Regions from separate parts of the Homo sapiens genome. Here region 1 is linked to region 2. A link is a loop called in an ENCODE intact Hi-C map of the cell type or tissue named here. Cell type or tissue: PC-3. All regions are shown on one strand. Each heading gives the region's core, and the rest is flanking DNA. Links, peaks and the distances in the headings are about the cores only.

The links. A loop is a pair of places that touch in the nucleus more often than their neighbours do. Peaks named below come from ENCODE experiments on the same cell type or tissue, not always from the same donor. Only the 100,000 strongest peaks of a DNase experiment are listed, where the experiment ranks them.
Region 1: it touches region 2 in a loop (4-fold over the local background); 1 of 110 quality-filtered maps calls a loop at or near these places.

The regions. Positions count from the first base shown.
Region 1 is chr1:64,282,097-64,298,778 of GRCh38, forward strand. No RefSeq gene overlaps it. Among named protein-coding and RNA genes, the nearest start is that of UBE2U, 87 kb to the left of the region's middle. In PC-3, for the core only: no CTCF peak of the experiment used is centred there; no DNase peak of the experiment used is centred there; H3K27ac peaks cover 386 bases.
Region 2 is chr1:64,379,587-64,396,268 of GRCh38, forward strand. It overlaps LOC105378774 (a long non-coding RNA gene), which reads left to right. Exons shown (of 3, transcript XR_947460.4): 2 at 3,077-3,175; 3 at 3,734-3,985. It overlaps LOC124904732 (U7 small nuclear RNA), which reads right to left and starts at 4,873; the gene lies at 4,812-4,873. It also overlaps the pseudogene RNU7-62P. In PC-3, for the core only: no CTCF peak of the experiment used is centred there; no DNase peak of the experiment used is centred there.

The DNA of each region.
Region 1 (16,682 bases), core at 7,516-12,515, 95 kb before region 2:
TAACAATGGCAATACTTATCAGTTCTCAGTTGTTATTTCATTTAAGTTCACAATTCATGGGGTAGGTATTATTCCCCATGTAGAGATGAGGTAACTGAGGCTCAAAGAAGTTAAGGATCTTTGTTGACGTTAGAACCCAAGACCCTGTAAGGGTATTAACATTTTATTCTGCTGGGAAAAATCAGAGATTTTGAAATATAATTTGGGAGCCCATGAATGGCCAGAATCCAAATGGCACACCCCAGAACACCTAAAAATGTCAGGGATTGGGAAACCACAATTCTGGTGTTCTTGATGGAGATTCTTTTGTTTGTATGACAGTTGCTTCTCTAGGACCCTGCAGTGCTTCCCGCCTCCCGCCTGGCTTGAGTAGGGGCTGCACGATCACATCTGCTCATCTCCTTCTCTTCCAGCCCTGCTGACCTGGCAGGCTGCCAGCCTAACAGCCAGGGCATTTGGGGAGGCCTGATTTTAATAAATTTCTATTTCCTGTAGAAAACCGGTTTTTTCAGTGGCTTTGTAACCCAACCATTTTTGATCACATCAGGACTAAACCTGGCAGCCAGCTTGGCAGCTTGTGCACAAATTGCATACAAAGGCAGATTGTTTAGCCTTTATTGTAATTCAAAGCAACTTAAGGAAAAGGGAGGGACAAAAAGAAAAGAAAAAAGTGAAAGAAAAAAATAAATCCAATTATATTATATAATTACATAACACAGTGAACTTCTAATTCTCTTTAAGGAAAATACAGAATCAATTAACCTTTCTGTCTGTTTCCTTTTTCTCTCTGTCTCAAAGTTTCTCACACATGCACACACACACACACACAATAGTAGAGCAGACAAATAATGAATTCCAACTTGAAATCTTTTTTCCCTGTCTTTTTTTTTTTCTTTACCAACAACATCTCACATTCAAGGAGAGTTGGAGAAGTAAAAATCAGGAAAATCCTGAGGGAAAAGAGCATGTTTAAAAGATTTTAGAGACAAGGAAAAGAAATAAGAGTGGGTCTGAGACAGTGAATGAGAGGATGAAAAAAACTAAATGAGCAGCAATAAGAATGGGCATCTTAAAATCATCAGATTAAGAGAGTTTGTGGAGTTAGAAATTATATAAATCAAATGACTAGAAAGTGTTAGATTTCTAATTCTCAGAAAGTGTTACATGGCAAGCTAAGTTTTGGGTCTTCCTTTTTCAACTTGACCAAATATCTCTGCCCTTTTCTGTGTCCTTCTTGGGTCATGAATGCTTGTATCTCAGAGTAGTGCCTATTAGAGTCTCTGCCTATGTGCCAGACAGGCCATCTGACTAGAGCCATGTTTTACACTTAGGCCTTCTTCTCAGCTGCCTGGATAAACTAGTGTGTTCATGAGGATGTTAATATGCTCCCATGTCATGTTCGCATTGTTCTGGAGAGATGTACAGGCATCGTATTAGAAATTCTAGACACCTGGGCAGGTCTGTTGGGGAGATGTTTTCTGCATGAGCACTCCGTGTGTTTGATCATATCATAGGGTGATCCATGATTCATTTATAGCAGAACAAACCTTGTTGGGTATATATCATTAAGAAGGGCAATGGCCAGGTGCAGTAGCTCATGCCTGTAATCCCAGCACTTTAGGAGGCCAAGGCAGGAAGATCACTTATGCCCAGGAGTTCAAGGCCAGCCTGGGCAACATAGCAAGACTCCATCTCTACTTTTATTAAAACAAATAAATTATATTTTTAAAAAAGAAGGACAAGCGCAGAGGCTTATTGGCATTGAGGGTCAATGAATGGCCTGAATTATTAGGGTGTGCAAATCGAAATAATGTAGGATTCCAATGAGGGTGGGTTTTGAAGGCACTGACTATGGATTCCAGGGCAGGGAGATAGCTAAGTGGCAAAAGACACAAGTGAATTAAACCAAAATATTGGACACATGGCCAGGTAGTTAGGCAGAAAATGAGTAACTAAGTTATAAAATGAGTAAATAAGAAATCCAAACAAGCTAATCATAGTTTAAACTTGAACCCAGGGATGGATAAGGAAATAAAACAGAAATTTTAATTCAACTGAACAACCATTATGCCATTATGTCCTTGGCATGTGTTGGATTCAAAATTATAAGACACAGAGCTTACCATCCATATTTCATTTTCTTTTTCTTTTTCTTTTTTCTTTTTTTGCGACGGAGTCTCGCTCTGTCGCCCAGGCTGGAGTGCAGTGGCGCCATCTTGGCTCACTGCAAGCTCCGCCTCCCGGGTTCACGCCGTTCTCCTGCCTCAGCCTCCCGAGTAGCTGGGACTACAGGCTCCACCACCATGCCCGGCTAATTTTTTGTATTTTTTAGTAGAGACAGGGTTTCACCGTGTTAGCCAGGATGGTCTCGATCTCCTGACCTCGTGATCCGCCCGCCTTGGCCTCCCAAAGCATCCATATTTCAGTCTCTTTTGGGGTGGAAGTGTGAAGTTGTGGACCACAGTGTATATATTATACGTGAAACAAGTAGAAATGGGTTTTTAACTGAGGAAGGGATGGGAAAGGGAAGCATAAGAATCACCTAAGAAGTTTTTTCAATACATATTCTAGACTTACTCAGAATCTCTGAAGGCAGATGGAGATAAAAATGGGTTTGCCTGGTTTGAAAAGCTTCCCGGGAGGTTCAGATGTATTGAATTAGACTGGTACTTGCCAGCCTTACCTGATTAAAAGAATCACCTGAGGAACTTATAAAACACTAGATTTATCTAATTCCACCCACCTCCAGAGTTACCGATTCACAGCTGGTCTCACATAGAGCACAGAAATGCATACTTTTATTTTTCTAAAAATGACAAATAAATTATATATATTTATTGCATATGGAATGGCATTTTGGTATATGTATACATTGTGGAATGGCTAAATCAAGCTAATTAACATATGCATTTCCTCACATATTTATCATTTTTTTTTTGTGGTGAGAACACTTAAAATCTAATCACTTGGCAATTTTCAAGTAGACAAAATATGTCAGTAACTATAGTCACCATGATGTACGATAGATTTCTTGAACTTAGTCCCCCTCTCTACCTGAAGTTCTGTACCTTTTGATCCACATCCCCTCAGGTGCCCCCAACCCCTAGCATCTGGTGACTGCCATTCCGCTCTCAGCTTCTGAGTTCAGCTTTTTTAGATTGCCATGAAAATGAGATCATGCAGCATTTGACTTTCTGTGCCTGGCTTATTTCACTTTTCTTTTCTTTTCTTTTCTTTTCTTTTTTTTGAGACAGAGTTTCACTCTCGTTGCCCAGGCTGGAGTGCAGTGGCACGATTTCTGCTCGCTGCAACCTCTGCCTCCCAGGTTCAAGTGATTCTCCTGCCTCAGCCTCCCAAGTATCTGGAATTACAGGCATGTGCCACCACCCCTGGCTAATCTTTGTATTTTTAGTAGAGATGGGGTTTCACCATGCTGGCCAGGCTGGTCTCAAACTCCTGACATCTGGTGATCCACCCGCCTTGGCGTGCCAAAGTGCTGTACAGGCTTGAGCCACCATGCCCAGCCTTCACTTATGTTCTTTATGTCCGTTTATGTTGTTTTAAATGACAAGATTTCTTTCTTTTTTAAGGCTGAATGGTATTCCATTGTGTATGTATCCCACATTTTCTTCATTCATTCATCCCTTGATAAACACTTAGGTTGATTTTAAATCTTGGCTATTGTGGCTAGTGCTGTAATGAACATCGGAGTGCAGATCTCCTCAACAAACTGATTTCATATCCTTTAAATATATACCCAGGAATTCCTGGATTACATGGTGGTTCTATTTTTAGCGTTTTGAGGAAACTCCATACTGTTTTCCCTAATCGCTGTACTAATTTCTATTCCCTCCAACAGTATACAAGGATTTTCTTTTCTCCACATCCTTGTCAACATTTGTTATCTTCAGTCTTCTTAATTGTAGCCATTGTGAGAGGTGAGAGGGGTGATACCTCATTGTGGCTTTAATGGGCAAGAAATGTGTATTTTTAACAAGTGCCCAGGGTGAGTCTTATAAATGGGTAAGTTTGAAGAATACGGAATTAGATAACACTCACTTATTCAAGAAATGATCATTGAGCACCATCTATCTTGTTGAATGCTGGAAAACAGAGGAATTATTAATAGATCCATCTAATGAGTGTGTATGCTCCAAAAGATTGAGAACAGAGAACTAACTGGCATGGGAGCCTGAATGAATGTCTCTTTGTCAGGAAGGGGCAGTCATCACGTCCAGTGGCCGTGCCACAGAGTGGTGAGAGCATGGGCTCTGGGCCACACGCCTGGGTTTGACTTCTAGCTGTGCCACTGCCTGACTGTGTAACCAGGATGCCTTATTTAACCCAAGTGTACCTCATTTGTTATAAAATGGAAATGGTAATAAGTCTTCTAGGTTGCTGTGAGGTTTGGATTCATACAAGTATTCAATAAATGCTATTACTATTATTGTATTTTACAGTGCCTACTGTCTAGAGTGCTTTCACAAGCATGGATTCATTTGATCCTCACAATAACGTTGAGAGATAGGCATTATTATAAATCTCATTTTACAAAGGGATGAGACAATTGAAGCTAAAAGAGATCAAGAAATCCAAACAAGCTAATCATAGTTGAAGCTTGAACCCAGGTCTCTAAACACCACGTACTCTACTTTCTCTTATGACAAAATGAGGGAAACAGATTACAGAAGAAGCCTTGAGTACCAATTTTACAAAGTTAAACTTTATTCTGCATCTCTTAGGAAACACTTAAGCAGAAGACAGACATGTTGAAATTAGTGATGTGGAAAGTTGAATCTTCTGGGGGTACATGGAAAATTGATACCAGCGAGGACCTTGAGAGAGAGAGCTCAGCAGTTGATTCTGAGGGTAAACAGGGCTTTACAGGATGAGGTTGGAGAGTGCAAATGGAAATAGAGAGACAGAGACTGAAAAGAAAAGGAAATGTGCACTAATAAGCAATGACAGTTGATATACAAAATGCTTGCAATGTGATTGTTGAACGTTCAAAATTACAGCTGCTGTTTTTACTTCTAATTTTTAGGATCAAAAACTGAGAAAGTTATATATATTATCTTGTTTATTCTGCACGCTTGAGTACTCTTTCTACAACTTTGCCTAGAGCTTTATATTTGCCAAGTTCTGTAGTCATTATTATTTATTGTTTCTCACTTCAAGGGCCCAAGGTCTCAGCACTCAACTCTAAAAAGTGATATTAGAATGCCTTAGGGACCTGACTGCGGAGAAAGCTTTTCAGCATCCTAAGCATAAATATTTTCCAAGTAAAAGCATTGATTGGGAAGCTTGAATGGATAAAATTAACTGCTGCAATCTTAAAGATGTCTGGTTCACATCCTGGATAAAAAGGGAAGAAGCTTTATGGAGCCTATTAATGTCAATATCAAATGACATGAAACAGCATTAAGCTAACCTCCTCTCCAAAAGCTCATCTATTCAGTTATCTACTATTCCTTAGTGTGGTTCAGTGTCCAAAAAGGTTCCCCATTGTACAACCAGGTGGGAGTCATATGCTGCCTGCCTCCTTGTCAAGTAATGGATGTGATTTCAAGAGAGATTAAATTGATAGCTAAAGGTCACATGGCTAGTAAGTTACAGAGCCAATATTCAAACCAAGTCCTCATATCGATCTTTATTGCTCTTTTAGGCTTTCTGAGAAACTTGGCATTGAAAAATAATTTTTAAATAAAGTAAAAATGTTTAATTTCCATCATTTAAAATAATGATGAAAAAACTCAAATAGCTGAGAAGTGCTCAAATCAGAGAGCAAAATCACCCTCCCACGCCCCTCAGAGATAATCACCAGTCCAAGCTGATGACATCCTACCATCTAATGTGTGTAAGCATGTGTACATGTAAATCTATGTAATGTTCTCTTTGAAAAAAATAAGAAGGACCATTCTATTCATGTACTTCTACAACCTACTATTTTTTTCCTCAACACCAGATCCCAGGCAGCATTAACATAGAGATCTGCCTTGTTTGCTTTCAAAACCGTTTTCCAATACAACAAAATCTATTTAACTAATTCCCTATTGATGGGCATTAAAATACTTCTGTAACTATTGTGTGGCCATATTTCTTTGTAAACTAGTACTGTTATGGTGGAAACTCCTAGAAATTCGGTTGCTGGAGCAAAGGGAATATTTATGTTTTATTTTGATGGATATTTCCAAGTGTCAATTAGCTATCTAAAATAATTCATCCTCCAACGGAGTATAATCCTAGTTCTCCATATCCTCACCATTATGAAGTATTATTAATCTTTTCAATTTTTGCAGTATGATAAGTAATATGTTCATTTATTCATTCATTTATTCAATCAACACATATGTACTGAGTGCCTACCAAGTGCCAGGTACATTTTAGTTCCTCCAGATACTTCAGGGTAAAATACTAAGTTTGTTTCCACACAGATATTAATTTTGTTTTAGAGGTAAAAGGTAATAAATGTAATAACAAATATATACTGTGTATATAACAGATCAGGTGGTAATAAGAGTTATAAAGAAAAATACAACTAGATAAGCTTTGAAATTGTTCCAAACACTTACATAGTTTGCTACATGAGTGACAAGTTTTGCTATGATAAGAATTTGAAGTGTAATCTCCTTCCCCTTGACAATGTTATGTCACACATTATCAGACCTCATCCATTAGTTACTGACCTTAACTCATCCATGAATTACTGACTCCAAAATACATATAAACTCAAGAGCTTGGCAGACATTGAATGCTCAGCCTGTGGCAGTATACACTCTATCAGTCACTTCTTCAAGATTGCTGGCTCAGGCTGTAACAAGGCCGTGCTTAGTTAGCCTTTGAGCTTAAAGCCTCCTCAGCTGACACTAGCACTGCCCTCTAGCATCGCGAGACCTTAGGTGCCTTCATGGATCTCTCCTGTGTTGGTCAAGTCATCTCTCTTGAGAACCTGTCCTTTGACAGTATGCCTCAAATTTCACTTAGACTTTGCTTTCCACAGAGGCCCTGCTTCTATCCTAATTGAGCAACTAGACTAATAACTGGGCTCTAACAAAATTGGAACTCACTCTGTGGTTAATGTACGTCATCTATCAAGTGTATTCCCTCTAGATTTGTTCTCATTATTCTTCCCTTCTTTAGGTGATTCAAAAAGAAACAAAATATCTTTGTATGGCAATACTCTTTGTGATTTGTGAAATCATACTTTGATTATCCCTTATTTTAACTATACAAAATAGAGTGATAGGAAATTCAGGGAAAGAGGGCTGGAGCTTAGCAGACTGTGCACAGGACGCCTCTCTCATCTTAGACACTTGAACAGAAACCTGAAGAAAAAGAATGGTCCAAGCATATGTCTATGGGAAGAGCCTTCCTGGCCTAGAGAAGAGCAGGAAAGAAAACCATGGGGCAGGAGTCTATTCATGTGTTTTATAATAGAACAAGGAGAAGGCCCACATGGCTGAGGCAGAATGAACACAGTGAGGTCAGTGGCAGGAGGTCATGTAAAAACCCTGTACATTTTTAAATTTTAAACAAGTGAAATGAAAACCTTTGGAATGTTTTGAGCTGAGGTAGGACATGATCTGACATAGTTTAAAGGATCCCTCCAGCTGCTGGGTAGTGAATAGGCTGCAGAGGCAAAGCTGTGAGTTGAGTTAGGAGACTAGTGTAAAAATCTAAGGGAAGGATGGTAATGGCTTCAACCAGGGTAGTAGCAGTGAAGATGAGGACAGTGGTCAGATATTTTGAATGCAGAATTTACAAGATTTCTAATGGTTTGGATATAGGATATGAGAAAAATAGGCAAGTCAAGAATGACCCCAAGGTTTTTGACCTGAACAACTAAAAAGATAGAATTTTTGTTTACTGAGATAGGGATTGCAGGAGGAACAGGTTGGGAATTGGGGAGAAATGAAGTTTAGCTTGGGTCATGGTAAGTTTGGGAGAAGATGAAAAATATGGTGGGCCAGATGGCCTCAGAGTTTCTCTTTGGGTTGCCTGGTGACGCAAGTGGCACAATCGACCCCCATTCCTGAACAGGGGAGTCAGGGTTCTAGGTGCTACTATTAGTACAACACCCCTTTTCTCAATGAAGTAGGAAAAAATAAAAGGAAAAGGTACTAATTGTCCAACTAGGAGAAAGGAAGGGTAACTGCTGGAATAGAGAAATGTAGTAATAGGATTACTATGTTACTCTTATTCTCATTGTTTGCATTAGTAGTGAAATTCAGTATCATGTGTGAGTGTGTGTGTGTGTGTAATAATTACACCTTAGGACTGACCTAGACAATTGTTTGTGTTTTATCTACCTCTAATTATCTGCTTCTAGGAATAAAGCATCTTTGATTTAAACTTTTTATAATATTACTATTCTCTTTTAATAAAAGTATAATTTGCTTATTTCAACATTTCAGACTATCGCTATTTAGTTGCCTCTTCTTTACTAGGAAGATTTTACTGTATTCTGTCTTTACTACATCTTCCAGTCCAGACTAAGGGGGATGGCAGACAGACTGATGTAACCAGTGAGCAACTTCTCTTATCTACCAATTGCAACCCTTAAAATATATAAGACCTATAATGGTCTGTCATATACTGTCCTGAGCCTCACTTCAGGGGTGATTATGTTTTTAATGAACCTGGTCATTTGTACAGCCCTCAGCACTTTCTATGTGAGAGGTGCCAGAGAAAAATAAAACCTAGTTCCTGCCCTCATTTGACTTACAGTTTAAGAAAGGAAAGAGGCTCATAAACATGAGTATACTAAAATGAGGAAAATACAATTAGCATATTATGGAAACATAGAGGAGGAAAACCTAATTGATTCTGGTACAGTCTGTAAAGCTTCCAATAGGAAGTAGAATAGCCAAGTCTTAAAGATGATAGGAGGTTGTCTGGTTAAATAGGACAAAAATACATTTCAGGCAGAGAAGACAACTTAGGCAAAGGTGAGAAACTATGTGAAGTGCATGAGGAACTGCAAGTGCCAATGTACTGTGGGAGCTCAAGGATGAGAATGGCAAACATAAAGCCAAAGTTTCTGGCAAAAACCACCAGAGATGGAAGACCTCATCTACTAGGTCCAGGAACTTGGACTTCATCCAGGGCTTGAGAAGCCGGTAAAATGATTTGGATGTGACATAAGCAGGTCAGCCTTCCCTGACAGGACAAATGCATATGTTCTTGGACTTAACATTTGCTTTAGTGAGTTTGGGCTGCTGTAGCAAAATACCATAGACTGTATGGCTTGAATAACAGGCATTTATTCTCATAGTCCTCGATGCTGGGAAATCCAAGATCAAAGTGCTGACAGATTAGGCACCTGCTGAGGACCCTCTTCCTAGTTCATAGATGGCCACCTTCTTGCTGTATCCTCACATGGTGGAGAGAGAGGGCTCTGGTCTCTTCTTCTTTTATAAGGGCATGAATCCTATCATGGGGCTTTACCCTCATGGAGACAAACTTAATTATCTCCCAAAGGTTCCCAGTGGGTCCCAAATGTCCCACTTCGAAATACCATCACATTGGAAATTAGGGCTTCAACACATGAATTTTGGAGAAACAAAAATTCAGTCCATAGCATTACTTAAAGAGAACTCACTAATGCCCTGTCCTTTCATGTTATATACAAAAAGCAGAATAATACAAAGAATTGAGTGAAAGACTTGGAGCCTGACTCTCCTTCTTATTTGTTATATAATCTTAGGGTAGTCAAAAACTCTGAACCACAATGTTCTGTAAAACTGAGATAACAATCTTCATATACTTCATGGATTTTTGTGGGATCTAAATGAATAAGAATGGAACATAAAAGTCCTTTGTAAACTGTATTAGTTCGTTCTCACACTGCTGTAAAGATACTACATGATACTTGGGAATTTATGAAGAAAAGAGGTTTAATTGACTCACAGTTCTGCATGGCTATGGAGGCCTCAGGAAACTTACAATCATGGCAAAAGGGGAAGGGGAAGCAGGGTACATATTACGTGGTGGCAGTGTGTTGGTGGTGGACGGGGTGGGGGCGGGCAGGGGAAATGCCAAGCACTTTTAAAGCATCAGATTTCATGAGAACAACAGTATGGGGGAAGCCACCACATGATCTAATTACTTCCCACCAGGTTTCTCCTTAACACATGAGGATTACAATTCAAGATGAGATTTGGGTAGGGACACAGAGCCAAACCATATCATGAACCATAAAAGCATAATTGAAATGAAAGTTATTATATTTTCATAGGTGCCCATATATCAATACCATTTTTGTATGCATTTGTCTCTATCATACTATGAGATTACAGAACCATTTATCTACCTTTGTATCCTCATGTGCTGCATCTTGTTCTGTCTTCACTGAATAGGTGCTTAAATAATGTTTATCGAATTAAATCAATGTTGGTGGTCACTTATCCTCCTTGTTGCTAAATTTTATAATGTGTGTATAAGAAAAATACTTGGCTCATTGAAGGATAAGTCTAGTTAGTCATATACAGAACAATACTCAGATGTTTTCAGGGAAAATGAGTCATATGCATTTGTTTGTTTGGCTTTCTGCTTAGAATTAATTCTCTCCCTTTTTCAAAAAACCTAGAGACATATTGCACAATTAAACAAAATATTAAAGGACAATTAACATCAAAACAAAATTAGTCCCATTAAGATGAACAAAGGTCCCCAAAGAGCAGAGGAATATTATTAAGCACCTGAAATAGGTTAGTTACTACATTGAAAGCAATTAGTGCTGAAAGCATTAATATTTTTCTTTGTTTTATTTCTTCCTTAGTGAACAGTAGTTTTCAGGGAGGGGGAACCATTGTTTCATCTCACGTGCTAGAATCTCAGATTTGTCTTTGTTCTAAGCATTCATCAATTAAATCTCTATATTCCACAGCAACTATGTATAACATGTTTGAGACTTCCCATTCCTGGCCCTGAACATGTCATCTCCTTTGGTAACAAGCTATACTCATTCCTGAAGCAATAGTGCCTTAAAGTCATGGTATGATAATTGTTAAAGCACTGCAGAATTCCCTTGGAAAAGCATATTAGAGCCTTATTAAAACCACATTATTTTATCATGATTTCCAGTAAGAGGACTAGGAAATGAATTACTGAGTAACTTCTTGTTAACACAAAAGAAGCCTGTCACACTATATTATATAGTTTAAGATATTAATTATAGGCTTTTCAAATAGAGTATACAATGATGCTCTCCAATACAAATGCCCCACTACCCAAGAATGGTCATAGGCTTCTTGAGTGTTAGTGTCTGCAGAAAGATGTACTTCCCAGTTAGGCTCTTCACAAATTATTTATACATAAATGAGATTTACACAAAGTTGTTATAATAAATATATGCATATGTGCAGGGCCTGGTATGTTTCTATGGATGGGAACCAATGAGATTTCAGTCTGCTTAACATTTCCAAGGATCAACTTCGTATTGGCACAAGTAAAAAACTCGTGAAAAGAAAAGAAGCCAACAGCTATAGAGAACCCACCAGCACAGCATATACATCTGATTTACTCTTCAAAACTACTTACTCAGTGTATTAGTCTGTTCTCGCATTGCTATAAAGAAATACTTGAGACTGGGTAATCTATAAAGAAAAGAGGTTTAATTGGCTTATGGTTCTGCAGGTTGTACAGGAAGCATGATGCTGGCATCTGCTCAGCTTCTGGGGAGGCCTCAGGAAACTTACAATCATGACAGGGGCAGAAAGCAGAGGGGGAGCAGGCACATCACACAGTGAAAGCAGGCACAAGACAAAGAGAAGGCAAGGTGCTGCACTTTCAAACAGCCAGATCTTGTGAGAAGTCACAGCACCAAGTGGGTGGTGCTAAACCATTCATAAGAAGTCTACCTCCATTATCAAATCACCTCCAAGCAGGCCCCACCTCCAACACTGTGGATTGAATTTCAACATGAAATGTAGGTGGGGCAAATATCCAAACTATCTCACTCAGCAACCTATTTTTAGAGACAAAGAAACTGAAGCACAGAGGGCTTAAAAAATTGGCCTTCGGCCGGGCACGGTGGCTCACGCCTGTAATCCTAGCACTTTGGGAGGCTGAGGTGGGTGGATCACCTGAGGTCAGGAGTTTGAGACCAGACTGACCAACATGGAGAAACCTCATCTCTACTAAAAGTACAAAATTAGCTGGGCATGGTAGCACACACCTGTAATCCAAGCTACTCAGGAGGCTGAGGCAGGAGAATCGCTTGGCAGAGGTTGCAGTGAGCCGAGATCACGCCATTGCACTCCAGCCTGGGCAACAAGAGTGAAACTCTGTCTCAAAAAAAAAAAAAAAATATTGACTTCCTTAGGGACAAAGTTGAGAAATTCAGCTTGATCTCTGTCTGATTCCAAGGAACATCCTTTCTCCAGCTTTTATACTGCAACACATCCTTTACCCATGATGCTTGGAGGGAGAGGTATATAAGATCAGTTTCCCCTTTAGGCACAGAGAATTAAAAATGGAAGTATTTTTAAAATATGTTGCTTTTCTACCTTAATAAACAGGATATATTGAACTTAGTTTAACCTTTTTTTTTAACTGGAAGACCATTTTGCTTATTACACTGTAGATGTAGATTGACTGGAACGTCATGCAGACCTCATGGTGAGCCTGGACTATGAAGACAAAAGCAACATCTTACAGAAGGTTAAGAGATAGAAAGATCCTGGGGCCCTGAGGACTTCACAAAGAAGAGCCCCTATAACTGCTCCTAGGTTTACACAAAAGAGAAATGGCTATACCAGGGGTTGGCAACTATTTTCTGTAAAAGATCAGATGGTAAATATTTTAGGCTTTGCAGCCCACACAATCTCTATCACAGCTACCACCTCTACAACAGCTACAGACGATTCATAAAAGAACGGGTGTGGCTATATTCCAATAAAAATTTATTTACAAAAACAGGTGGTGGGCCAGATTTGTTCCCAAAACCATGGTTTGCTGACTCCTGATCTATGTAATCGAAAGCATGTTATTTTAGGTCTGTCAAAGCAGTTGAATCTATATTCTGAGTTATTTAAGTGCTAATCTGAGGTTTGTTAAACCTGTTTTTCTTACCATCTGGTTGCTATCTTGCCATTTTTTTCCTCATAAAAGTAGAGAGAAATTTCAGTTGCATGACTTTTGTGTAGAGTAATATGACCATCCTTCCGTAAAATTATTCACTGAATGAAAGATCAAAGTAGCTTGTTCTTTCACTCAAAGGAATCATCATCTTCACAGTCCTTATCAGTTTCTTTTTTAATTTTGGCAGAACTCAAGCATTGTGGTTTTTCAGTATCAGAATCCCCTTTACAAGCTTGTCAGCTCCAACCCGTTTTCTTTTATTTATTTTATAAACATTTTTAGGCACACATACATCAGGCACTGGGCTAATCCTCTTTCTTTCACTTACTGCTCTGTAAAGTGAGATTAATTTTCATGGGTAAAATTTTACCCCTTATGGATTTTTTTAAAGAATTTGCCCTAAAACCATCAGAGCCATTTTTGGAACTGTATTATTAAGACTTCCCATCTTAGGTAACATTTATAGTGTCTAGTTATTTGAACCTCTTTGGTTATATCCAAGTTCATTCTGGTAATCTGAGAATCTAAGATTTCTGTGTATATATTTGAGGTTTTATTGTAAGACAGAACTAATAGATGGCTTTATGAGGGAATACATGAGTCATGTATGTGGAATCTTTCTACAATTAAAATTAAATTAACTGTGGTTATAATGGAGTAACTTGCAGCAACACAATCAAGATAAGGAAAAAAAAGCTATATTAAAAAATATTCATGAAGCCATAAGAGTTGAAGAGGCATCCAGGATATGAAGGATCAAGATCCTAGAAAGAAGGAAATATTACTGACTTGAACCTGACAATTGATCAGGACTTTTTCCTATTTGCTAAATATTGAAGAGTGAGTTGAGAGGCTAAGAAGATGGGTGGAAGACAGCTAAACATAGAAAGAGAATACAACAGAGCTTCCAACAATGTCATGAGACTGAAGAAGTAAAAGTTGGGTTCACGTGTCTATGGGAATTAACACCTGAGGAGCTCAAAGCCACATGGAAAGGGTAGATGGGAGTGCTTCTCTTCTCTGTTCCCCTCACTCCTCTGACATTCTGCTGACTGCTAAACTGTTGGGGAGCCCCTGTGCCCTCATGACCCAGGGCAATACTGTCAGTGGCAATTTGAGGATTTCCCAAGGGCAGAACCAGGTGTCCAGCCCACTCTGGTGGGTTCACACACCCCTCAGACCCAAACTGAGATGGTAGGTGCTATAGTGGTGGTGCCACTGCCCCACCTGGGGATTTTAAACCCTTAAGCCACCACACCACCAGATTCCCCACAAACATACCCCGCAACCTGCTCTGACTTTGGCAAGCATGGCAGGGCCCTGGGGAGTTGTGGGACCCGTGGAGATCTAACCTTTGGTGTGCGCTGTCCCTAAGGGAGGAAGGAGTGCAGCTCACCAAAGCCCCCTTGAAACAAAGGAAATGTGAACGCAACACCAACCACTGAAGGTGGCAATACCAAAGTCCAGGAACAGATGCAGGGCGGGGTCATCTCCTGCCTCCACCCCCATACGCTATTGTGGGTGCAGCAGTGGTTCTTCCTGCTGGGGACAGTGAACATGCACTCAAAGAAAGCACTTTCCACACTTTTTGCGTGGCTCCACCCCTGCTGAAATGTCTGCCTGGACTTCCATGAAGAATGAAGCCCAACTCCCACTCCGTACATAAAGCAGCAGTACCCCAACAACAGAGGACAGACTACAGAGTTGTGAGCCCTGGAGGAAGAGGCTCTGCCCCAAGCCCCATATTAGTAGTAGCCCTCAGAGTCGTGTACCCATGGCTCCTGGCCACATTGCAGCTGGGAATCAAAAGACAAAGCCTTTATAAACAGGTCATGAGCCCTGTGACAGTGTCATAATAGGAAAGCAGATCGTGTTCCTACCAGCTCAGGACAAAGAGCTGGTGCATCCCTCATCCTTACCCTGAGACCTTAGTGCACCCCATCATCATCCCTTCCTACCACCCTAGTCAGAACAGGTGCTTCCACTCAGCACTGGCCTTCATGCTAGCTCTTACTGTTAAGTGTCTGGACTGCAGCCTGAACTGCACCACCAAACAAAAAAGCCTGCTATCACAAGGGCTTTGTGCTAATCCATGAGATAAGCCTCCTGAGACCTCTACACCCTCAACCCTGCAGGAGATAGTGTGTCAGCCCTTACATCAAATACATTGCTACAAGCAGCATCTGAGAAAGGAACACATACAGAGCCTTGGCTCTCTGAAAACAACCAGAAGCAAAGCCAAACAAGCACACACCATACAACATACACCATATACAATATACACCTTAGTCATACCCTGAAGGGAAGAAATAATTTAAAAATTTTAAAAGCCCAATCAAATGATAGCAAATTCAGAGATAAGAAGTGGCAGCTTCCTCAGGTGAAAAGGAATCTATGCAAGAACTCAAACTGTATAAAAAGCCAGAGTGATTCAATACCTCCAAAGGATCACACTACCTCTCTAGCAATGAATCCTCACCAGACTGAAATGTCTGAGATGACAGAAAAAGAATTCAAAATATGGATTACAAGGAAAGTCAACAAGATCCAACACAAAATTGAAGCCCAATACAAAGAAATCAGAAAAATTATTCAGATTATGAAAGACGAGATAGCTATATTAAGAAAAAACAAATAAAGTGTCTGTAATTGAAAAGCTTACTATAGGAATTTCAAAGTACAGTTTGAAGCTAGAGCAATAGACTAGACCAAGCAGAAGAAAGAATTTCAGAACTTGAAGATCAGTCTTTCAAATTAACCCAGTAAGACAAAAATAATTTTTAAAAGGACAAAGCCTTTGAGAAATATGGGATTATATAAAGTGACTGAACCTATAACTTAATGGTATTCCTGAGAGAGAAGAAAAAGCAACTTGGAGAACATATTTGAGGGAATAATTCAGGAAAATTTCCCTAATCTTGCTAGAGAGATCAACATCTGGATATGAGAAATTCAGAGAGCTTCTGTGAGATACTATTCAAGATGACCATCCCCAAGACATATAGTCATCAGACTATCCAAAGTCAATGCAAAAGAAAAACTCTTAAAGGCAGCTAGAGAAAAGGGCCAAATGACATGAAAAGGAAATCCCATCAGACTAACAGCAGACTTCTCAGCAGAAACCTTACAAGCCAGAGGAGATTGGGGGCATATTTTTAGCTTTCTTTAAAAAAAAAATGCCAGCCAAGAATTTCATATCCCTAAGCTTCATAAATGAAGCTTCATAAACTGAGCTTCATAAATGAAGAAGAAATAAAGTCTTTTCCAGGCAAGCAAACACTAAGAAAATTTGTCACTACCAGACCAGTCCTATATGAAATGCTCAAAGAAGTTCTAAACATGGAAACAAATAAATAATACTTGCTGCCATAAAAGCACACATAAATACAAAGCCCACAGACCCTATAAAGCAATTACACAATTAAGACTACAAAGCAACTAGCTATCAACACTATGACAGGAACAAAACCTCACATATAAATATTAACCTAGAACATAAATGGCCAAAATGCTCCACTTAAAAGACATAGAGTGACAAACCCAATTAGAAAAAAACAAGGTGGAATCTTCTGCTGCCTTTAAGAGACTCATCTCACATG
Region 2 (16,682 bases), core at 4,933-9,932:
CTGTTAATAATTTTGAAAGTTTTGTTTTCAGATTAAGAATTTGTGGGGCTGGGGCTGGGGAAGACTGAGGATATAGTTACTTTTAGTCGTAGAGAAATAAAATTACATTTGCACCTGTGAATACTTAATGAAAATCGTACTTGCACCATCCCACATCAAATTAATTTCTTTTTTCTCTTTCCATTGCTCTCCCTTACCTTTGAATTTTAACATAGACTTTGGCATAATAAACTTACTGTTCCTCAGTTTAATTACTCAAGAAAAAGACCTAAGTTCTATGACCTGGTAGTTGGTAATTTTGCTTTGATGTGAATTTGATCATGAATTCTTTGCAGATGGTGCAAAACCAGAATGGCTTATTGATGAGTGAGGCTGGCAGAGCGGTGCCTCCTACATTTCTCTATAGGAGGGACTTAGAGGATACAATCTGGCTTTTAGGGCTTGCTTGGCCAACATTACGTTAACTTTGATCAAGAAAAATAGCAACATTTTCTTAAGATACATGTATTCATTCTTTATATTAGAATCAGAGAATGTCAATTGTCCATATCAAATAATTCTTTTTATTGTTATTGTTATTAATTGAATGTCGTGGAAGGGGACATTTAGAAAGGGAAGTATTTGCTCTCTACTGCTATTACTGCTAGCTGACCGCAAGACCAGAATCTGAGCTCAATGTGGCTCTGTTGTTCTCTTCTCATTACCAAGTATATAGTAGCTTTAAGGATGTAACAAAAATATTCTGTGTGAGAAGAAATCCAACTGACAGTGCTGATGATAAAGAGACAGTGCTGCAATAGACAGAACTAAAGTCTGAGAAAGTGAAAGTATTCACATTTGAGGATTAGCAACTGTTTCAGATACATCACCTGTGAATGTCAAGAAACTACTCTAAAATGTAGATTGCAGAAAATTTGGAAAGAGGAGGGGCACACCCATAATCCCATAATTCCAAAACAGCAAGATGAACATTTTGGAATATATATTTCCAGCTGGTTGGTTTTCTATGTTTTGAATACTGAGGTGATAGTATCCTACCTTTTTTATCGAACATATCAATAAAAAACTGCCAACAGATAACTTTTAACAGACCTATTCCACTGTGTTGAAGTAATACAATTTACTTAATAATTGTCCTAATCAACTATGAATTTTCTAATTTTATTACCATCATAAATAACACTATAGTGACCATTTTATAAATGAATTTAACTGAAATTTCACAATCTTAGGGATATGTGTGTATATATGTATATCTGTGAACACATACATGTACATAGATATACATACATATGTGTATGTGTATGCATATAAGTGGAACTATTAAAAGATTGTGAATATTTTAAAATGTATTAATTCATATTACAAAATGCTTTCCAGAGAGATTAGTCTAATTTGTATCCCCAGTAGCTGTATAAGAGAGTATTTATCTCACTATACTCTTGCTAATATTGAGTATTATCACTTTTAATAATTAGATCTTAGTGATGATACGACAGAAAAATCTAATTCATTCTGATCTAAATCTGCTTTGCAATGTTTTAATAACTATTTGTTGAATAAACTGTTCTTTCACCACTGATTTATCTCTTTTATTCTTAAATGATTGTATAGAATACAGTCTTTATGGACTCTTCCTGTCCTATCTGTCTAATTTTTGTACAGATACCACAAACACTTATTTACTGTAATTTCATAATGTGTTTTGCTCTCTGATAGCACGTCATTAGTCTTTTTAGCATAGTTCTAAGCTAATTTCACCTTTTTAGAACACTTTTGGTTTTACTTCTGCTATAGCACATTGTGTTTTACCTTAAATTATGGCTGCATAACTTATCTCCCAGAAGAAACAGAAAACTCATTGAAGGTGGAGATTTTAAAATCTTTTTTACTGTGTCCCTTTCCAAATCACAGTTATTTACTCAAAAAAATATAGCAAAACCTTTCAACTGCAGGCAAATGGTTTGTTAGAATCAACTTCAAAACAGTCCGTATTCTCTTCCTTTCTGAATTTCCTGGAATCTTGAAGAAGCTCCTTCATCACCTCTATTTCACATCCCTCAATCACACCAGTCATATCCAACAATTCCTTAAGCAAGAACATAAAGAACTGATAATTGCTTCTGAGGGTAATTTGTTCGACACACTGACCTATATATATCGAACCCACTAATAAGCACTATTGAAAGACAAACTAATAGATCATTATTATTATACAGGCTAAATGGAGATATAGCTAAATAGTAATGAATTTTATTTGGTAATTGCCCACATAAGAGAAAAAATTATCATTTAAAAGAACTGTAGTTACTAATTAGTTACTAACTCTACCTGTCTTCTGTGACTTTTATTGTCTCTAAAAATAGTACAGATGTTCATTGGAGACATTCACAAACCAAATAAGTGGCCCTTTATTTGTTTAAGAAATTAATTTGATCAAAGAAGTAGTTTCTAAATCAAAGTATTCTTTGGAAACACCTAATGATTTAAAACATAGATTCCTTGATACCATATAGAAAGTTTGACTTCATAAAGCCAGGGTTGGAACCAGGAATCTGTTTTGGTTTTTTTCCTTTTTAAACTCCCTAGATGATTCTAATATAGCTGTTTGGGAACTACTAGGTTAGAACATGTTATTAATGAGGCTGAGATCATTGCAATACATTTATTCTATTTTATGTATTATTATTATTATTATTATTGAGAAAGGATATGGCTCTGTTGTCCAGACTGGAGTGCAGTGGTGTGATCATGGCTCACTGCAACCTCAAATTCCTGGACTCAAGCGATCCTCTCACCTCAGCCTCCTGAGTGGCTAGGACTACAAGTGTGCACCACCATGCCCAGCTAATTTTTGTTTTTTTTGTAGAGACAGGGTTTTGCCATGTTGCCTAGGCTCGTTCGCTCTATTTTTTTAAGACATAAATATTCTACAAGATTCCATTCAAAATCATTAGGTGTTATAGGGGGCCCAGAGGAGTTGATTCCCAGGTAACTTGACATTTTCATAGAAGTGACAAGAAAAATAGACAAGGGGCATCCATGCCGGAATCATTTATCTTTCAAATCTTCATAGGATGTACTTTTAACTCTTGGATCAGAACAGCATGCCTGGGACTGGTCTTCATGTAAGAAGCGGAGGGAATTCCAGATTGAATTGAAGGACACCAGACAGGTACCATCCCTTGCCATCCACTCCCACTCCACCAGCCTTTTTGGCAAATTATCTCCCCTATTGCCATTATAACAGAAATCTTATATTTAAAACTTGATTCCTTCCAGTTACTCCCTAATTATTCTATTCACTCTATATCATAACTGAACATCCATAATTACTAGACAGGATGCTAATCTCTGGCAAGAGGGCCATAAGCAACTCAATCTCGATCCTCGGGGAGTTGAAATCCAGAGTGGGATGCAGCCCTCTTCATCTATAACACAGCAATGATATGTGCAGTGAAAGAAGAGGGCTCTGAACCCAGATGAGAAGGTGAAATGAAGTGAGGACCCACAGGCACACCATATTAATTGTGCTCCGCTTTATTGCGCTTCATTATATTGCAATTCACAGATACTGCATTTCTTTACAAATTAAAGGTTTGTGGCAACGCTGCGCTGAGCGGGTCTATTGGCACCATTTTTCCAACAACATATACTCAATTCATGTCTCTGTCATATTTTGGCAATTCTCACGATATTTCAAACTTGTTCATTATTATTATATCTGTTACAGTGATCTGTGATCAACGATCTCCGATGTTTCTGTGGTAATTGTTTTGGGCAGCATAGACCACACCTATATAAGATGGTGAACTTAACTGATCAATGCTGGATGGGTTCTGACTGATCCACCGACCGACTTCCCCCTCTTTCTTCCTTTCCTCAGGCCTCCCTATTACCTAAGATACAAAAATATTGAAATTAGGCCAATTAATAACCTACAATGGCCTCTAAGCATTCAAGTGAAAGAGCCACACATCCCTCATTTTATTATTTATTTATTTATTTATTTTTTGAGACAAAGAGTCTCGCTCTGTCACCCAAGCTGGAGTGCAGTGGCACGACCTTGGCTCACTGCAACCTCCGCCTCCCCAGTTCAAGCGATTCTCCTGCCTCAGCCTCCTGAGTATCTGGCACCCGCCACCATGCCAGGCTAATTTTTGTATTTTTAGTAGAGAGGATTTCACCACATTGGCCAGGCTGATCTCAAACTCCGAACCTCGAGTGATCCACCTGCTTCAGCCTCTCAAAATGCTGGGATTACAGGCATGAACTACCATGCCTGGCCTCATCTCTCATTTTAAATCAAAAACTAGAAATGATTAAGCTTTGTGAGAAAGGCGTGTCAAAAGCTGAGATAGGCTGAAAGCTAGGCCTCTTGCATCTAGCAGCCAACTTGTGAATGCAAAGAAAAAGATCTTGAATGAAATTAAAAGTGCTACTTCAGTGAACACGTGAATGATAAGAAAGAGAAACAGCATAATTGCTGATATAGAGAAAGTTTGAGTGGTCTGGGTAGAAGATCAAACCAGCCACAACATTCCCTTAAGCCAAAGCCTAATCTAGAGCAAGGGCCTAACTCTCTTCAATTCTATGAAGGCTGAGAGAGGTGAGGAAGCTGCAGAAGAAGCTTGAAGCTAGCAGAGGTTGGTTCATGAGGTTAGAAGAAAGAAGCCATTTCCATGACAGAAAAGGTGAAGTAGCAAGTGCTATTGTAAAAACTGCAACAAGTTGTCTTGAAGATCTAGCTAAGGTCATTGATGAAGGTGGCTACACTAAACAGATTTTCCTCTTTTTTTCCCCCCCTTCATGGGGGTTTTTGGATGAAAACCAGAAAACCTGCTAGACAAATTCTAAAAGAGCTATAACACTAACAAAGATTTTCAGGGTAGGCAAAGCAGTCTTCTATTGAAAGAAGATGTCATCTAGGATTTTCATAGCTAAAGAGGAAAAGTCCATGCCTGGCTTCACAGCTTCAAAGGACAGGCTGACTCTCTTGTTAGAGGCTAATGCAGCTGGTGACTTTAAATTGAAATCAGTGCTCATTTGCCATTCTGAAAATCCTAGAGCCCTTCAGAATTATGCTAAATCTACTCTGCCTGTGCTCTAGAAATGGAACAGCAAAGCCTGGATGATAGCACATCTGTTTATGGTATGGTTTAATGAATATTTTAAGCCCACTGTTGAGACCTACAGTTAAAAAGAAAAAAGATTTATTTCAAAATATTACTGACCATTGGCAATGCACCTGGTCAGCCAAGAGTTCTGATGGAGATATGCAAGAAGATTAATGCTGTTTTTGTGTTTTTGGAGACAGTCTCACTCTGTCACCCAGGCAGGAGTGTAGTGGTACAATCTCGGCTCACTGCAACCTCCACCTCCCAGGTTCAAGCAATCGTCTTGCCTCAGCCCCCCAAGTAGCTGGGATTACATGTGCATGCTACCACACCTGACTAATTTGTGTGTTTTTAGTAGAGACAGGGTTTCGCCATGTTGGACAGGCTAGTCTCAAACTCCTGACATCAGGTGATCCACCTGCCTCAGCTTTCCAAAGTGCTGGGATTACGGGCGTGAGTCACCGTGCCTGACCTAATGTTTTTATGCCCACTAACACAACGTCCATTCTGCAGCCTATAGACCAAGAAGTACGTTTTACTTGCAAGTCTTATTATTTAAGAAATTCACTTCATAAGGTTGTAGCTGTCATAGTGATTCCGCTGATGGACAAAGTAAATTAAAACCAAAGCATTCGCCATTCCTTTTTTTTTTTTCCCAAAGCAAAGCAGCAAAAGTTTATTACACACAGTATTACACTCTCAAAGGGGAGAGTGAACTGTGAACTCACCTCTGCAAAATGAGATCAGCCCAGTCTGGTGTAGCTTGTGTCTTTTTATACGTTTTTTTTTTTCTCTTCTCTTCCCTAGCTGTCTAATCTCTAGCCAGTTCTGTCTTTTGATTGATAGGTGGGTTGCTTCATTACTTTGGCCCTTGTGCACTTATGTATTGCCTCTATCCCATAATTTTAAGTACATGCATGATATGTAGTCCATATGCATGACCCTTGAATAGCTAATTACCATATGGGGTCATTTTAAGAATACTTTTTCTCTCTAATGTGCATGCCCATCTCTGGGAAGCTACCCCTGACAGGTTTGGAACGGATCTAGCCAGCCATGGGGGCTCCTTACTCACTTCTTTTTTTTTAAAATCTTCAGCTTTTATTTTAAGTTCAGGGGTAATGAGCAGGATGCGCAGATTTGTTACATAGGTAAACATTTGCCACATTTGTTTGCTGCACAGATCATTCCATCACCTAGGTATTAAGCCCAGCATCCACTAGCTATTCTTCCTGATGCTCTCCCTCCCCACCCGCAAAGGGCCCCAGTGTGTGTTGTACCTCCCATGGGTTCTCATCATTCAGCTCCCATTTATAAGTGAGAACATGCAGTGTTTGGTTTTCTTTCTTTCTTTTTTTTTTTTTTTTTTTTTTTTTTAAGATGGAGTCTTGCTCTGTTGCCCAGGCTGGAGTGCAGTGGCACAATCTCGACTCACTGCAAGCTCCACCTCCTAGGTTCATGCCATTCTCCTGCCTCAGCCTCCCGAGTAGCTGGGACTACAGGCGCCTGCCACCATGCCCGGCTAATTTTTTGTATTTTTAGTAGAGATGGGGTTTCACCATGTTAGCCAGGATGGTCTCGATCTCCTGACCTCGAGATCCGCCCACCTCTACCTCCTAAAGTGCTGGGATTACAGGCGTGAGCCACTGCAGCCGGCCCAATGTTTGGTTTTCTGTTCCTATGTTAGTTTGCTAAGGATAATGACCTCCACCTCCATCCATGCCCCTGCAAAGAGCATGATCTTGTTCCTTTTTATGGCTGCATAGTATTTCGTGGCGATTGACCATTCTTGATGCCGTTAAGAACATTTAGGATTCATGGGAGGAGGTCAAAATGTGAACATTAACAGGAGTTTGAAAGAAGCTGATTCCAGCCCTCACGGATGACTTTGAGAGGCTCAAGACTTCCATGGAGGAAGTAATTGTAGATGTGGTGAACATAGCAAAAGAAATGTGGAGCTTGAAGATGGGGCTAAACTGTTGTAATCTCATGATAAAACTTGCTCACACCTGTAATCCCAGCACTTTGGGAGGCTGAGGCAGGTGGATCACCTGAGGTCAGGAGTGCGAGATCCAGCCTGGCCAACATGGTGAAACCCCGTCTCTACTAAAAATACAAAAACACAAAAATTAGCCGGGCATGGTGGCAGATGCCTGTAATCCCAGCTACTCAGGAGGCTGAGGCAGGAGAATTGCTTGAACCCGGGAGGCAAGGTTACAGTGAGCCGAGATCGTGCCACTGCACTCCAGCCTGGGTGACAGAGTGAGACTCCATCTAAGAAAAAAAAAGCTTGAACAGATGAGGAGTTGCTCCCTATGGATGTGCAAAGCAAGTGGTCTCTTGAGATGGAATCTACTCCTGGTGAAGATGCTATAAACATTGGTGCAATGACAACAAGGGATTTAGAATATTACGTAAACTTAGTTGATAAAGCAGCATTAGGGTTTAAGAGGACTGACTCCAATTTTGGAAGAAGTCGCACTGAGGGTAAAACGCTATCAAACAGCATCACATGCTACAGAGAAATCTTTCACGAAAGGGAAAGTCATTTGATCTGGCAAACTGAATTGCTGTATTATTTTAATAAATTGTCACAGCTATCCCATCCTTCAGCCGCCACCACCCTGATCATTCAGCAGCCATCAACATCAAGGCAAGACCCTCCACCAGAAAAAGATTGCAACTCACTGAAGGCTCAGATGGTCATTAGCATTTTTTAGCAATAAAGTATTTTAAAATTAAGGGATATATATTGTTTTTTAGACATAATGCTATTTCACAGTTAATATACTACAGTATTATGTAAACATAACTTTTATATGCACTGGGAAACCAAAAATTCTTGTGACTCACTTTATTACAATATGCACTTTCCTGCAGTGTTCTGAAACTGAACTGGAAGTATCTCCAAGGTATGCCTGTAACAGCCCTGCTGTTAAAGTTTTCAAAATTCTGGCCACCTTGTCTGGCAGTCAGTAAGGTTGTCACTGCACACAAAAACAATACAGTTTGCTTGATGCTGTTGTCATTGCTACTGCAGTTCAAGGGTCCAGGAGTAAGTGGGCCAAAATCTCAGCTATTGTCTCTTTTTGGTTCCCATTTTCCAAGGCTGTCTGGCTACAACCTCCAGACCAAAGCCCTGTGACCAGGCAAATGGCCAGAAGCTGCTGGGATAGGCCAATTATGTTTTTATGAGGGCACCGTGCTGCATGAATTTAAGAGCTGGACTTGAAGAAGGGAGTAGGAGCGAGAGGGTCTGGAGCAGGAAGAAGTCTTTGAGATGATGAGGGCAGGGTCAATAGAGAACATCAAATTGCAGCAGGTCACCAGGGTGGTGGTGTGACAGGAAGAGTGAGATAATCAAGTCTTCTCTGACACCACTGAATGTTAGGGATGGATGTCTGTCTGGTGACAGCCTGCCCTGAACTGTTCTGAATCCTTCTCTGTTAGCCATTTTCTAGGTTTCTGACCTCCAAAAGATTTGCAAAACTAGACTGTAATCAATTCCATTGTCTTCTCCAGAAATGTAACCAATATATCACTTTGCTGTAATATGATATTAATGTTACTATCCCAGACCATACTGTATTTTTCTTGGGCATCCTTATCTGCATAAACATTCTGAGCTGCCTTTTTATCTGACCCAGATGGTCTATAATAATTTCCTATTAGTCTTAGTTTCCTTTTATCTTTTATTTCCATCCAAACATATTTTGTCCCACTGCCAACTTATTTATTATGTGACATTCTTTCTCCCTTCAGACACAATATCCGCCTTGACCCATGTTGGCATAATTCCCCCTAGCCTGTTGTGTCTATCTCTTGCATAAACTTTCCATATCCAAATTATTCCAAGTCTGTTTCTTGTTTTAGCCCCTCCTTAGTAATCCTTGTTACATAATGTGTCTATTATATCTCTTGGTTTTGTTTTCTTTTAGTTCACTTCTTACCATGCATGTGAAAGTCATTTGTAAGGGGAGCTGTTTAGCATTTACTTTTATTTTTTCTTTGGTTTCTTTTGGGTTCTGGCTCCATCCCTGGAGTTCTTTTAATCTCCGACCCTCCTCTCTCTCCCAAGCCCTCTTCATTTCCCCATAACATGTTAGTTTATACCTTCTTCTCAGATGTACGCAATTTTTACCATTATGGCTTTGTGTATTGCTGTGTGGTTTTGCAGAAAAAGCTGGCTGTCCTTCAGTAACTTTCCAGCTCCCACCATTCATCTGTTTAGCAGGAGCTCCATTCAAAACCAGTTTTTTTTGTTTTTTGTTTGTTTGTTTGTTTTTGTTTGTTTTTATTATACTTTAAGTTCTAGGGTACATGTGCACAATGTGCAGGTTTGTTACATATGTATACATGTGCCATGCCGGTGTGCTGCATCCATTAACTTGTCATTTACGTTAGGTGTACCTCCTAATGCTATCCCTCCCCGCTCCCCACACCCCACAACAGGCCCTGGTGTGTGATGTTCCCCTTCCTGTGTCCAAGTGTTCTCATTGTTCAATTCCCACCCGTGAGTGAGAACATGTGGTGTTTGGTTTTTTGTCCTTGCAATAGTTTGCTGAGAATGATGGTTTCCAGCTTCATCCACGTCCCTACAAAAGACATAAGCTCATCATTTTTTATGGCTGCATAGTATTCCATGGTGTATATGTGCCACATTTTCTTAATCCAGTCTATCATTGTTGGACATTTGGGTTGGTTCCAAATCTTTGCTATTGTGAGTAGTGCCGCAATAAACATATGTGTGCCTGTGTCTTTGCAGCAGCATGATTTATATTCCTTTGGGTATATACCCAGTAATGGGATGGCTGGGTCAAATGGTATTTCTAGTTCTAGATCCCTGAAGAATTGCCACACTGTCTTCCACAATGGTTGAACTAGTTTACAGTCCCACCAACAGTGTAAAAGCCTTCCTATTTCTCCACATCCTCTCCAGCACCTGTTGTTTCCTGACTTTTTAATGATTGCCATTCTAACTGGTGTGAGATGATATCTCATTGTGGTCAAAACCAGTTTTATTCCAATCATTATCATGAGCCTAGAGCCTGAAGGAAGTCTGATAGAGACTTTTAAAAGTGCAACAATCTTGTTTTATGTTTTCATGAGACTTCAACAGTCTACAAAAAGTCCAGATCAATTGGTTGAAATGAATATTATTTTAATCAACTGCCTATTTAGTCTATAAGGAGTCAAATAGTTTGAACTGTATTCTCATTAAATTCTCTTTTTTTTTTTTTTTTTTTTGAGACAGAGTCTCTCTCTGTCGCCCAGGCTGGAGTGCAGTGGCGCGATCTCGGCTCACTGCAAGTTCCATCTCCTGGGTTCACGCCATTCTCCTGTCTCTGCCTCCCAAGTAGCTGGGACTACAGGCACCCACCACCACGCCTGGCTAATTTTTTGTATTTTTAGTAGAGACAGGGTTTCACCGTGTTAGCCAGGATGGTCTCAATCTCCTGACCTCGTGATCCGCCACCTTGGCCTCCCAAAGTGCTGGGATTACAGGCGTGAGCCACTGTGCCCAGCCTTAAATTCTTAACTCTATTTCCCCACTCCCTCACTTAATGGCCCTTTTGTTCTTGTTTGTGCATGCAGGTCTATGTGAGAGTTTACATCACCTATCTACTTCCTTCACATTTCTGGAAAAGCTATCAAATAGGACATCACAGATATACCTGTACTTCCTATGTCCTTTAATACAGACAACAGTGGGGAGGGGTCATAGCAGAAGGAGGTTAGATAGAGCAGTTGGCATAACTGAAAGTCTAGCGGCAACTCTTAACTATTTTCCAGAAATGTAAATTTCCTTAGGGAGCAGCTGTGACCTCAGTCATCTTTGTTAATCAGCCTCCCTGGGGCTCAGTTGAAAATAGAGACAATATTAATAATATCTACTCAATGGGACTTTTATAAGGATATGTTTAAAATACTCTCTAGGAAGAAACATTCTATTAATGATGGTCTAAATAACAACAAAACATGACTGTGAAAGTCATCCGGTTATCATTCAGTAAATTTTTGTGCCAGGGAACTAATGAGTAATTCAACAACCTTAAGAAGAAAGTAAATTTTTCCTATGGGAGGAATTTAGTGCCTAGGAGAATCCAGATGAACATAATTAGCAGAAATCATTGTTTAAAGTACCTGAAGGCAAAGTTACCCATGCTGAGATCCCATCCTGACAACAGTATGGTTCCAAGTTCAGAGGGGACAGAAACCAGGAGAAGAGACTCTGGTTTAAACATTCCACTGTTTAGACTCATTTTTGTTTAGGTCAACAAAATTTCCAAAACTATTCCCATTATTAAAAATCATTGAGCCAATTGCATTTTCACTGCATTCAGAACATGAAATTTAAAGGGAAAGAAATCTTCAAGTTTATGTTTTTTGGATTAGGAACACAGATTTGGGAGTCATGCTGCCTCCATGAAAGTAACAGCAGAAATATTTGCTGGCTGTGTGATTTTAGGCAAGTTACTTAACCTCCTTGAGCTTCCATTTTCTCAGATGTAAAATAGGGAAAATAATAGTACCTATCTAATAAGGCAGCTTGAGGGTTCTCCTGATGCTTGGCACACAGGAAGCACTCAGTAAAAGCTTTTTGTTATCATTACTTTATTTTTTAATTTTTATTATTTTTCTAAATTGTTAACTTTTGTGGGTATATATTTGTGGGTCACATGAGACATTTTGATACAGGCATGCAATGCATAATAATCACATCATGGAAAATGGGATATCCATCCCCTTAAGCATTTATCTTTTGTGTTACAAACAATCCAATTATATGATTTTAGTTGTTTTAAAATGTACAATTGAATTATTATGAATATAGTCACCCAGTTGTGCTACCAAATACTAAGTCTTATTCTTCTTTCTATTTTTTCTACCCATTAACCATCCCACCTCCCTTCCAACCCCCATTAGCATTATTTTAGAAAGCTGAAGTCCAAAGAGAATGTCATTTGCCCAAAGTCTCACAAATATACTCTGCAAAGAACGAAGTCAATGTTCACCCAGTTAATGTCAATTATCTTGGCTTTTACCACCACTCTGCTATGTCCTCAATATGTGCTCTTTGTGTTCACCTTCTTCTCTTACCATTTTGTCACATCTAGTAGTCTTTTATCATTATGTAAATTATTCATGGAAGAGAGAATAGTTATTATTTCAAGAAGATCCTTTGGCCATGAGTATAAGCCATTGACCTGGGTAAACAAGTTTGCCATTTTTACAGGTGACTGTCATGTGTTCTCTTAGCTGCTAGTCACCATTGCTCTCTTACCTTTCAGATGGTAAGCTCATTGAGGCAGGGTCCATGTCTTATTTATATGTGCAGACCCCTGAGCCTTGCCAACTTCTAGCCATTACCTATGTCTTCAAAATATGCTAGAAACTCAGCAGTAGTATAGCAATCATACATATTACAAAATGCCTAGCATTTTTATTATACATATTAACTCCTTTATTTCTCACTACCACACATTTACAGTTGAGAACACCCAGGCTCAAAAGAGGTTAAATAACCTGTCCAAGGTCGCACTACTCATAACTGCCTAGCAGGAACACAAGCCAAGAGTGACTGACACCACATCTTCATTAGCATAAGAAAAGGTGGGGGCGGGGAATTCACACACTGACTACCTATTCAGACAGTTTAATCTGATTAAAAATTCACTTCTACTAGAATACACACACACACACACACACACACACATTTTATGACAGAAGTACAACCTTCATGTGGCTCAATTTATCTCAAGGATAGGCAAGCCCATTTGCTGACAAAGAATTAACTATTTCTTTACCAACATCATTTATTCATTTCTTTTTCTCAGATAGTGGGTTCTGGCTGATTTTGAAGCACAAGAAATCAGCTCAACTTCAGCCTAGGATAGTGTGTGTTTAATTCAATCCATAGCACTATTTAATTATAGAAGAATCAAAGCTATCTTTGTTGTGACATTTTTTCTCTCTTCAAACATTCTGTCTGTTTTGATCCATCTTGGATTCATGTTGGGGTTAGGTTTAGAAACTGTCAAAAACACTTTTAACAAGCTTGTTATAAACCACTACTCCGAGAGAATCAGCTGAGTAAATTAATGTTTCAACACAAGAAAATATTCTGAGATATTTTTAGTGTTTGAAAACAAGACCTGGAAAGCTATGACAAAACAGAGGTAAACAAAGCATAATGAATTCATTGCAAATGTATTTACATCTGAAATAATTAATAATATGTATATTTTGTGAACCATCGTTACCTTTTTCACTAGCCATACTTTATGACTTTGTGTAATTATATAAAAGATTTCTCAAAATCTTGAAGTCTATTCAAACATTGAGGCTAAGGGATTATGTATCACAGGAGTAATGAGAACTCTAGAAAAATAACTTGACAACAAAAAGTCCTTATAGTTATATATTAAATATCAAGAAAATCAATGGGAAATCTTTGTTATTTGTGATTAAAAAACATACATGGTTAATTTTCATGTTACTGTAGAGCTTTGCCTCAACATGACCAGTCGCCATGTGAGTTATTTTGTTTTGCAACCTGGATATTAAACATTCCAGAGTCTTCAGCTTTCTTATCAGCACAGAAAAGGCAATTTATAGCACAGTACCTTTATAAGCAAAGACATTTTATGTAAGTAATTTGCTACAGAATTCTCTCTCAAAGCTGATTTGATTCTTAAAGAGAATTCTTCATTGTAAATTCTTGATTCTACAAGTATGAAAAAAAAATCAGGCTATTATCACTCTTGAAGACAGACCTTCTATTTCTAATTTCATATTTTCCTTCCCAAAGTGGGGTTTATATTATTCTATTTCCACTATTTTGACATGACTTTAGGACATTAATGGGTTGGGCAAGGCCACCAGGATTTTATTTGTCAGAGATTGTGCTGTTTTTGCAGAATTGTTCAAAAGGACACTGAAATGGGTTACATCTCTAACAGGGTGAAGGAGACCCTAGTATAGAAGAATTAATGGGATCCCAGAAAAAAAGAGAGCTTAGGTCCCACAGAAGGGCTATAATCAATCCCTACGAAAATCTAGTACTCCCAGATTCCTGAGCCTTTAGGCCTCAGCAAAGTGGATGGAATGCAAAACCTAGTCCTCATACTATGGCTCAGAGAAATGAAAGAAACTGGCATTAGAGAAGATGGGAAGAGTGACAAAGTACAAATGTAAAGAAAGAGAGAAAGAGCATGGTAAGTATGTAAATACATGACATCACAAAAAAAAAGAAAAAGAAAGAAGAAAGAAAAAGAAAGAAAGGAAAGAAAAGAAAGAAAGGAAAGAAAGAAAGAAAGAGAGAAAGAAAGAAAAGAAAGAAAGACAGACTATATCATGCAAAAGAGAAAAACATATGTAGCATTCTTGAGAAAATATAGCACAAGCAACGTGAATAAACGTGCCATAGTGCTTTATGTCAGCAAAGGATTTGATAAGACTATGAGTTTAATAAAAGAAGAGTTCAGTGACAATATGACACACAATAAAAAATGAAGAAAATGCAAAGCTAAGTAGACAGATTAAGAAACCAAATCATACCATTAGAAACCCAACAAGAGAAAAAGTAAAAAGAAAATTAATGTAATATTAAAACACTTTAAATCATCAACATGAATGTAAAAGAACAAGGCAAAGAGATTAAGGTAACTAGAAGAAAATGATAGATATGAAAGATAATGAAGATCTGACATGATAATAATTGAGATAATGATAATAGAACCTGTCAAATAAAACATTAAAAATAGTCAGGAATATAATGCAATACATGTTTCCTGAAATAAAGAAAAAATTAAATTTAATTCTATTGAATCCCTAAAAAAACTGATACAGACCAAGTTATATAAAAACAATTCCAGGTGAAATCATAAAAATTCTAGAATTCCCTGTGAATTTGGACATCCCCCCAGTCTCCACCCTGCCCCAGTGTGGAGGGTCTACAAACGAGGAAAAAAAAAAACACATCATCCTACTTTATGGCTAGCAGCACTGAATGCTAGAAGACAATGGGATGATGTCTCTAATGTTCTGTGGGAAAGAAAAAATATTATACCCAGCCAAATGATGATTCAAGGATAAGGGCAACATAGAAGTACTTCCATGTTCTAAAGCTCAGAAGTACTTAAGGGATACAGCACATGACTCGAAAATCCACCAAATGCAGGAGCCACAGTAGAAGAGGCACCTATGATCATTGTAATCATTTAAATAAAGAATAATGTTTAAACAACCAGAAGGATTATGACTACAAAACAAAAAAGTAAATTTGCAAACTCTGACTAGGTTAAAATAAATCTACAGATGGGGAGGAAGGGTAAGAAAAATTATAAGAGAGCTCATTTCCGCATCTTTCTTAGCAAGTAGTCAATCCATCTTGGCTAAAACTGTAACATGTAGGTAAGAAAATAAATGACTCTCCCCTCTTAAAGGTTATTACTTTCTGGCTACCTAGTCACTTGTCCAACCGTCATTCCATCCATCCATCTTCTTACATATATGCATATAGATAGATCTTAAATAATGACATTCATCAAATGTTAACATTACTTATTTTTGGATGATGAAATTTGGGGTGATTTACAGCTTTCCTCTTTTGCTCCTCTGTATTGCTTGAATTTTTAAAAAGTGATCATTATCACTGTACTAGACTAAAATTGGCCAGAAATTCTTTGCACGTCATCTCATCAAGAAGTGGAGTCTATCTCTCACCTCTTATATCTTGGCTGGGCTTGTGGCCTGATACTGACCAATAGAACTCAACAGAAGCAATATATTGAGACTTCCATGCTCACCCTCTTGAAACCCTGAAACAACCATGCTGTGAAGAAGTCCCATATGAAAGGCAACATGAAGATATAGTCCCAGGCACCCCCGCCATTCCACCCATCCTAGATGAGGCCCTGGACATTTGAGTGAGACCAACTCACCCCTGCTTAGTTGTCTATATCTGCATGAGTGAGCCAAAGCAGAACCAGTAGAATATTCTAGTCAATCACAGACTTATGAGACATAATAAATTATTTTTGTTTTAAGTTACTGAGTTTGGAGTTGTTTCTTCCATAGCAATAGATAACTAATATACTCTCTTTTATAAAAAAGAATAAATTCAGTACTCTTAAAAATCTTTAAAAAAATGCTGAAGTCTGCATAGTATTCCACAGTGTATATGTGCCACATTTTCTTTCTCCACTGTATCATTGATGGGCATTTGGGTTGATTCCATGTCTTTGCTATTGTGAATAGTGCTGCAATGAACATATGCATGCATGTATCTTTGTAATAGAATGATTTATATTCCTTTAAAATCAAAATAAAAATTAAAAAATAACAATTGAACATCAACAGTATACCAGACTATTTAGTAAATCTTGAGAAGAATAAAATAAAATAAAATAAAATAAAATAAAATAAAATAAAATAAAAAGTGGAGAAAATGTTTCGAAAAAAAGATGCTGAAGTCTCCCTTCTATATAGTAGGGGGAGTTCTCTGCAGCCTGTATTTTTTCAAGAGGTTCATGACTTCCCTGTCAATATGTGCCACAGCCT